Regions from separate parts of the Homo sapiens genome. Here region 1 is linked to region 2. A link is an interaction called in ENCODE POLR2A ChIA-PET data of the cell type or tissue named here. Cell type or tissue: K562. All regions are shown on one strand. Each heading gives the region's core, and the rest is flanking DNA. Links, peaks and the distances in the headings are about the cores only. Region 1 has its middle 450 kb from the start of SOX5. Region 2 has its middle 530 kb from the start of SOX5.

Evidence for each region. ChIA-PET counts read pairs that join two places held together with the same protein. Peaks named below come from ENCODE experiments on the same cell type or tissue, not always from the same donor. Only the 100,000 strongest peaks of a DNase experiment are listed, where the experiment ranks them.
Region 1: POLR2A ChIA-PET joins it to region 2 with 5 read pairs; 1 of 35 experiments calls an interaction of 5 or more read pairs at or near these places.

The regions. Positions count from the first base shown.
Region 1 is chr12:23,501,485-23,505,884 of GRCh38, reverse strand. No RefSeq gene overlaps it. Among named protein-coding and RNA genes, the nearest start is that of SOX5, 450 kb to the left of the region's middle. In K562, for the core only: a CTCF peak has its summit at 1,667 (motif pointing left); a DNase peak (open chromatin) is centred at 1,654.
Region 2 is chr12:23,421,419-23,425,818 of GRCh38, reverse strand. No RefSeq gene overlaps it. Among named protein-coding and RNA genes, the nearest start is that of SOX5, 530 kb to the left of the region's middle. In K562, for the core only: no CTCF peak of the experiment used is centred there; a DNase peak (open chromatin) is centred at 2,328.

The sequences.
Region 1 (4,400 bases), core at 149-4,148, 80 kb before region 2:
CTTTATTGCTCACACAAAGCCTGTTTGGTGGTCTCTTCACAGGGACATGAGTGAAATTGAATAATACTAGTGATAGTATTTCTAACAGAGAATTATAAGTAGTGTTCTGACATAGTTCTTCTTAAAACACATCATTTATTTTATGAGGTTGATATCATGAAGTATTTTAAATAAGTTCCAAACACAAATCACATATTCCATTTACTTAATCTAAAAGTATATTTGTAAGAAAAGAAAAAAAAACTTCTCAAATATTTACTTTTGAGCAATTTATAACTGACCATTGTGATTGAAAATGCTCAAGTTTTCTACTGTAAAGTAAAAAGTATCTGAAACAGGTATCAATCAATTTAGAAGTTTATTTTGCCAAGGTTATGGATCATGACCCATGACACAGCCTCAGGGAGTTCTGAGAACAGGAGACCAAGGTGGTTGGGTTACAACTTGATTTTATACATTTTAGGGAGATAGAAGTTACAGGCAAAGACATAAATCAATACATGTAAGGTGTACATTGGTTCAGCCTGGAAAGATGGGACATCAGGAAGTGGGAGCTTCCAGGTCATAGACGGATGTAAAGATTTCCTGATTGGAAGTTGATTGAAAGGGTTATGCTCTCCCTGAAGAGTTGAAGTCAGTTTTAGTTAAGGTAAGGGGCAGGATAGTGGAAGTCATGGGTCTTGTCATGTAGATGAAGCCTCCAGGTAGCTGGCTTCAAAGAGAATAGATGTGAGTGTGTCTTATCAAATGTGTCAGACCCCAGAGAGACCTAATAAGGAAAGGGGATTCTCTACAGAATGCAAATTTCCCCAACAAGAGACAGCTTTGCAGAACCATTTCAAAGTATGTCAAAGAAATATATTTTGGAGTAAAATACTTTGATTTCCTTTTAGGGTCTATTTTCTGTCTTGTGATGTTACATCAGAGTCAGGTTGGAGTTAGTATCTTATTGCTATGAACAGTCTGTTCTGCCAGTCTTAGGATCTCTATAGTACGTTAATACTGGTCAGCTGTGCTTGAACTCCAAAGGGAGGAGAGTATAATGAGGCATGTCCCACCCCACATTCCCATCATGGCCTGAACTAGTTTTTCAGGTTTCTTTGGGTCCCCGTGGCCAAGAAGAGGTTTCATTCAGTCCGTTGGTAAGGCCTGACTCTGATATAACATCACATTACAGAAAACAGACCCTGGAATTTTATTTTTGCTTTACACTATATTTGTGCTGTTACAGCTTCCAACAGAGATCTGAGGCACCAACAAAAGCACAGGCACAAGACAAAATATCTTTTGAAATTAAGAATAATATCAGGACTCCTAGTTCCCCAAAGCCATAGTAACACTTTAAAAACTACCAGTTAGCAATATAGCTACCATATGTGGAATAAATGGTTTGTTCCCTGGCTGGTACACTTGTCTCTGACCCGTTTTTGACATATTTCTATTTGTTGGAATCTACTTAATTTCCATTGCTTCATTTCCACTTTGCTTATTTTTCCTGTGTCCCCATCTGTTTCTAGATATAGGCAACAAAATTTACCATGACCACATGTCCGTGAGTTCTACTTGCTCTCCCAGTGCTACCATTGGAACACGTGTGGGCTGGTACCTCAGGGCTTTCTCTTCCTTCCAGAGCAGACTGTCTGCAGGGAGATGGATCCACTACTGCCTCCTCCTGGTGCATGTGATCTCCCTGCACTCTTGTGTGGGCCTAGTCTTTTCTCAAACAGATTTCATAAGCCCCCTCCCTCCAGGCTAGTTCCAGTCTCTTTTCTTGTCCCTTTCCAAGGTCTTCATATTATGAACTAAGTAATGGAGAATTCTTTTGTCCCCATAACAAGCTTCAGGAAAAAGAAATTGCCCAAGTGGCTCTGGCATTTTTGTTCTCCCCTTCCTTCTATTCCTGTACTTCCTCTACCTTCTGTTCTGCTCCTGGTTTTTCTGAATGCATGAATTCTTCCCTTGCTTTTATTTATTTTTTTGTACCTTATATATAGCCTTTGCTGTTTTATCACATTTTCTTTGTGGGCTTTCCTCTCAAATTAGAATATCCCTTTGCGCTTCTTCTCTCCTCCTGCAAACAGTATGGAATAAGAAAGACTAGTCCGGGCTTTGAGGGCTTCCAGCTGTGCCTTGACTTAGATAATGGCAACAGGAGGTTTGAATTCACATTAGTGTTATCTTCTAAAAGACTAACTAGAGCTTACTGAACACTGCAAAGTATACCCCAATCATAATACAGTCCCCTTGTGAGAACATACTCACTCTTGTGTCTGGGTATTAATGCTGTGAAGCTCTTTTTGTCATGTCTTTTCAACAAATCTCCACCAAGTGGGTAAATGTGTGTTTAAGACCAGGTGGCCAGGCTATATCTAATGGTGGACACCAGCCCGTGTAAATCTGATTGAGTTGATGGAAGCAACGGTGGAGTTTCCTCAAACACCTGGATGTCGACCACTTAGCTTGTTGTTCATTAATGATTGACACCATATCACTAAAAATTATTTTACTCAGTACTTTGGAAGGAAAGAATTAACTGACTAAAATCCCAGCAATAATATAAGTGAGTCTTCAGCAGTTCTACTAACAACAAGCTTAAAAAACATAAGCCATGCCTATCCATTGTTAATAAATGCATTGTGTCCTAGAACTGGGTCCCTGACTTTTACGTCTCAATTTATTCATGGCTTATTCACACCAGGTGCTTTTGCAATTCCTCTCCTTTTCTCCACTGCTGACTCCTGTTAGTTCTCAGCTCTTCCTGCTTCTCCCACAGTAGAGGCAGTCAGTGCCCGCCCGTCCTCTACCTGCATTACCCGGTGCTGGGCTTGTCGTCTCGGGTGCTCCTTCCCATGGCTGTCTTATGCATCCACAGAGTAAGTTCAGCTTTACTTTGGTTAAAAAAAAACCTGTGTGCTTTCCCTATAATAATGACATGTATTAAGGGACAGGGCACTAGAAACACAGGTTTGGTTTTTGTCACTTGTTTGATGTCGGGTGCAATGGACACAGAGAGAGAAGGCAAACTATGTGTCCTCTAGGAGCTTACAGTCTAGTGTTCGCATGGAGGCAGACACATGTTCATTATTATAATGGAATAGGACCAGCCATGACTGTTTATTCCACAAAGCTTGCACAAGATTTCTGTGCATTTCTGGAGGCTTCAGGTATCATCTTGGTGACTTTCAATTCTTACTTCCACAGGTCTCTTATCTGACTCTCATGTCACTTCTCACAGCTATTTCCTTCTTGCTCCAAGTTGACAGTGTTGAATCTTGCCTGATCCCTACGTTCCTGGAGAAGAGTAGTTTCTGAAACGCTTTGTGTTTCAGAAAATGGCTTACCGCAAAGAATTACCCTTCCCCAAATGATTTAGATAAGATTCAAGGATGTCTGCCCTGTTTTCCTATGATAAGGCCAGATGCAGTCTTTCAAATTTCCATTCTTCACCTCCTAAATAGTTAGCTGAACTGCTTGTCTCACTCAGAACAAAATACTGGTTTATCAAATTTTGGTTAAGCTTCTCTCCTTCCCTCAGGCCCTGAACATTGACTCACCCTCAGTTTGAGCCAGCTTATAGCCCCTTCTAAGAGTAGCCTGGCCTGATGGTCAAACATGCCTGGATCTACTAGTTCACCAGGCTACCCTTCCATACCACTTCCCCCACACCTGGTTCTTTCTAGCCTTGTTTATTTCTCGCTATAAAAGAAAACTCTTTGGCGGGGTGTGGTGGCTCACGCCTGTAATCCCAGCATTTTGGGAGGCTGAGGTGGGAGGATCATCTGAGGTCAGGAGTTTGAGAACATCCTGGCCAACATGGCAAAACCCCATCTCTACTAAAAATACAAAACTTAGCCAGGTGTGGTGGCACACTTCTGTAGTCCCAGCTACTTGGGAGGCTGAGGCAGGAGAATCACTGGAACTCAGGAGGTGGAGGTTGCAGTGAGCCAAGATCGTGCCATTGCACTCCAGCCTGAGTGACAGAGCAAAACTCTGTCTCAAAAAAAAAAATAAAATAGGAAACATCTTTTTGCCTAATCCCAGAGATTCTTGCAGATTCGATGGTCAGAGAGTTCTCTCTATTGTAATTGTCCCCCTTGAAACCCCAAACTCCCTTCTTGCCATGTCCTTTAGAATGTAGTCTTTTCCTGCTAAATCTGGATTTGTTTTTTATTTGACAAAAATAAATTCAGAAATGAAATGTAATTTTTTTCCTTTTCATTTCCATTCTACAAGACATTGATGGATACATGGTAGGTTTTTCTGAAAGTTTAAGAAGACAGAGTATACAACTTGCAGCCACACAACTAAATTAAAATGCCAATTATGCTTCTGAGAATGCCTTCTGGCCTTGACAATTTGGGGCTCCAGCTTGAATGCTCTGATTTCTTGATTCTCTTCTC
Region 2 (4,400 bases), core at 227-4,226:
AATTTCAGGGTCTCCACTCAGAATAGAGGTAGCCAGAGTTTGAAATGAGAACTAAATTCTGTCACTTATTCAGAACATCTAAAAGGAAATAAATACATAGCTGATTGTAAATAATAGATGGTGTAGTTCTGTTTAATTTCTCCTCAGGAAGTGGTGGATGTGGCATAAAGGTGAGTGTAGCTAAAGCAAGTGTCTTCTCTTAGGGTGTAAGTTTGAAATGTCCCCTGGGCCTCCTCTTTGTTTCCATGTCTGTGGAGCGATTATTGCATTTTGTTACTGGAGTTAGAATTCCAACCACAGAGAACTCTTAGTCTTCCCATCTGCAATTGTTTAAAATTCAAATTCTGAATTCAGATTATAGATTTTTAATTATACTTACATTTAAGTGACAGGCTTCCATTTTAAGTACAGTTGATCCTTGAACACTGTGGGGATTAGGGGTGCCAACCCCCCATGCCATCAAAAATCCACATGTAACTTTTCACTCCCCCCAAATCTAACTATTAGTAGCCTACTGTTGATAGGAAGCCTCTCAGATAACATAAACAGTCAGTTAACACATGTTTTTTATGCTATATGTATTATATGCTGTATTCTTGTAATAAGGGAGCTAGAGGAAACAAAATGTTATTAAGAAAATCATAAGGAAGAGAAAACACATTCACAGTACTATACTGTATATATGATACCTTAAGTTTACATCATCAGTTTACAAGATGAATTGTCCTTCTCAAATGGCGGGCAACTGCAGCTGCAGACCTCAATCTATGGTACATATCAAGCAATTCAACTGTTTCTTGTAATGTCATGACTTTTTTCTGCTTCTTGGGAATATTTCCAGCATCATTAGTGGCACTTCGTATGGGTCCCACCATGGTGTTATTCAAGGTTTACTGTTTTGCACCGAACACAATGAAAAATACTCGAGAACCACGAGAGATCACTTTTTACTGTGACACGCAATTTACTGCAGAGACAACTGCTTACTCAGAGATGATTAGCGTCACAGCATGGCTTAAGCGGACACTGGCAACACTTGAGCTCACCACCATAGTAACAAGAGGTGGCTACAAAGTTATTCCAGTAGTACATTATGTGTACTACCGTTCATTTAATGCAGTTACAATTTCATAATATATCTTTACATTTGTTTACATTTCTCTCGATTGCAAATGGCACCATTACAGTGTGTGTTTAGGTATGTAAGTTTTGGTACATTTTAACTTTTTATAATAGATTTGTGTGTGTTTTATGGTAGCAAATGATGAGACTGGAAGCTACATATATTTTATATATTCATGACATACTCGACATTTTCTTATTTTAAAAAAATATTTCTAGGCTATGTAGTTCATCTGTGAGTTTTTTCAAACTGTCTCAAATCTCTAAAATTTTTTCCAACATATTTATTGAAAAAGTCTGTGTATAAGTGGATCCATGTAGTTCAAACCTATGTTGTTCAAGGGTCAACTGTACATTCTGCAAATTCCTGTTGCCTCTTTTTTTTTTTTTTTGGTGTGAGGGAGGACCGCTCACACCGTCTGTGTGGTGCCATAGCTTTCTTTACCATCTCTTTGAAAAGCTTTCACTGATTTGCTTGGTCTGTTCATGATGTTATTGATTCTAACTCTGGATCTTCGGGTGAGGAAAAATTTCCATGTTGAAATGTAACTGAAAAGTTTCCCCAAGAGGGTAGAGAATCTTGGAGTAAATGATAATTTCTGGGCATCTCAATTTATTGTCCATCTTGCCTTCTTGTAACCCCCTATGGAGCTTTAAAATTAACCATTCTGCCAGCTATCATATAGCCTGCATATGTTCAAAGTGACTTTAGCAAACAGCAAGACAGGTTATCTTTTGAGTAATGTTTGTAGATACTACTAAGGTTGTCAAACTACCAACGACTGTTTTACTATCTATCCTGAAAATAATCTTGTGAAACTAGGTTTAAGAGGAATAAAAATCTACCATCTTAATACTCAAATAAAATTAGGATGGTCCTCATGTGTATCCCATATGAAGGTTTAAATAAATAACATAGAAAACCAGCTAAAATTTTTGTAAACACATTCTTTTCAACACTGTGAAATAAGTCATTGGCAAATTAACAGAACTACCTTCACTTTTCTGTGGATATGGACAACACTGTTTCATTTTTTTTACAGAAAGAGAATGTTGAGTGCTGTAGAGTAAAGCTAGAAATTTCAAGAGCTATATTTTTGAGCCTAAGAAATATCACATTTGTAAAATGTGAGAAGAAAAGATAAGAGGCAAACTCTACTTACACTGTTGTACAGTGAAAATGCATGGCAGTTGAAGGAGACAGGTCGAGATTCTAATCATGACAATGTTACTATGACTTGATCTTTTTTGTGTGCTCTGAGATAAATTCCCTGTTGTGCTCTGTACTTCAAGAAGCTGTTATCTGCAAACTAAAATTCAGCTAAGATCCACCACTGTGGTGGGAAATTTGGGGGCAGGAAGCAGGATGACAGGGCACGTCTTCCCCTTTCTGCTGGATCACCAAAGGGGCTGCATCTCTTCCAGGATCCCAGGACTCCGGATATACCTTTCCAGTGAGGTTCCTGGCGGACAGCTTCTGAGCTCTAGGAATGCCACCGCCTCCTTTTGGATGGTAGCAACTTCCTTCTGTTGCTAACCTTGGGGTTGTCTTACTATACCCTCTTTGGCACTTAGCACTTCTAACATCCTTTTAACTGGTGCTTTGTATCAAATGCCCTCTACCGAATTACTGGTGGTCAGTTCTGTTTTCCCAGTTAGATCTGATGTATACAAAATCTCTTTGAATCCCAGTTTCCTCATCTACAGAATTAAATAATGCCTTTCTTTGATGTTTGTCATAGCGACTATAGAAAACATACATATCATTTGCGAGGCCCCAGCCAAATGCAGGTTTTTATACTGAAAATGTTATTAAAATAAAACCATTCTCATTTGTTTATGTTTTTCAAAACCTGCTTCAATGTCATAATGGCAGGGCTGAGTAGTTTCTAAAGAGACCATATAGCTTGTAATGCCTAAAATACTTGCTATTTGGCCCTTTTCAGAAAAAGTATGCTGACTCCTGGCATAGTTTTGTTTCATAATGAGTGTTCCCTAATTGGTAGCTTCCATTGTTCTCTTACATTGTATATTTCTAGTTATAAGTCTTCATTATGATGCTGCATAGGGAATTATCCTAGAGGTGGCATTAAAGAGCTGCTGTCTGTTAGAATTGGGAGGGGAAGTTAGAGATGATCTTTCTTTCCCCCATTTTCAATTGATTCCTGTGGTTTATTTCCACATTCAGAGTCTTTGACAGTAAATCAAACTCAATAAACAGAAGAGTAGCTTAACATGGGTGATCCGTGTAATAGGTAAAGAAAGCTTACATTATTGAAACAACTATCTCAACTGTGTATGAAGTGCTGAAGTGTCACAAAAAAAGTACATTTTAAGTTCTCACTTGTGTGTGTGCTGCAGTACTCCCCTGGGCTATATGACCCTGCAGGCAATACAGCCAATAAAAACTCAATGGAAGAAAAAGTGCTTAACCTACTCTCATAGATAAAGCCAAAGTGAACTTTAGTTTGGAGAGAATTGGCAGGTTAATTAAGAAGTCTGTTGATAATTATGTTAAGAGCACTGACTGATGTATAATTCATCTTGATGTTACTTGACATATAGATGTAACTGATGTTTGTGTGAGAAGTTTAAAATTAGGTATGTGGAAAATTTGCTGTACACCTTGTTACAAGATCAATGGGTTCATATGCCCACTGTGCAATAACAGACCAGTACAGCAAGACCTCAGGGTTTGCAGAGGAGAAACAGGTTAAGGATCACAGGGCAGCCAAACGAGGAGATGGGAGGGACCCTTGAAATCGATCTCTCCTAGGAGATCCGGGCTAGGATCGCTAAGGGGATCATGGAAGGCAAGGGGCTGGAAAACTGGGGTCGTTGCTTGGTTAGGGTAAGAAGGATGAAATCATTAGGACGTAGAAACTGCATTCTTTGGTGAGTCAGCTCCTCTTTGGGTCCTTCAGATCAGTTGATGTGAGTGGTATGCAGGACCTGAAAGAATAGCTCAAAGGGCAAACAACATTTCACAATGCTTAAGCTATTATCTATAGGGTGGTTAGGGGAACTCTAATCATATGACAGGGTCTACATGATTCTGAGGTGCTAGGCAGCAAACCACTCTGAGGTAGCAGGTCAGAGAGCCGGCTGACCTCATGATGAATGATAAATGTGCTCAGGCTGGGCATATTTTCATTTCTCCCCTCTCTTCTTCCCTGTTAATCTTATAAAATTCACAGGGATGCGTTTAGCCTCTGCCAGTGACTTTTCCCCAAAAGTTGAGTGCGACCTGTCATAATTGGAAGATGTATATATAAATT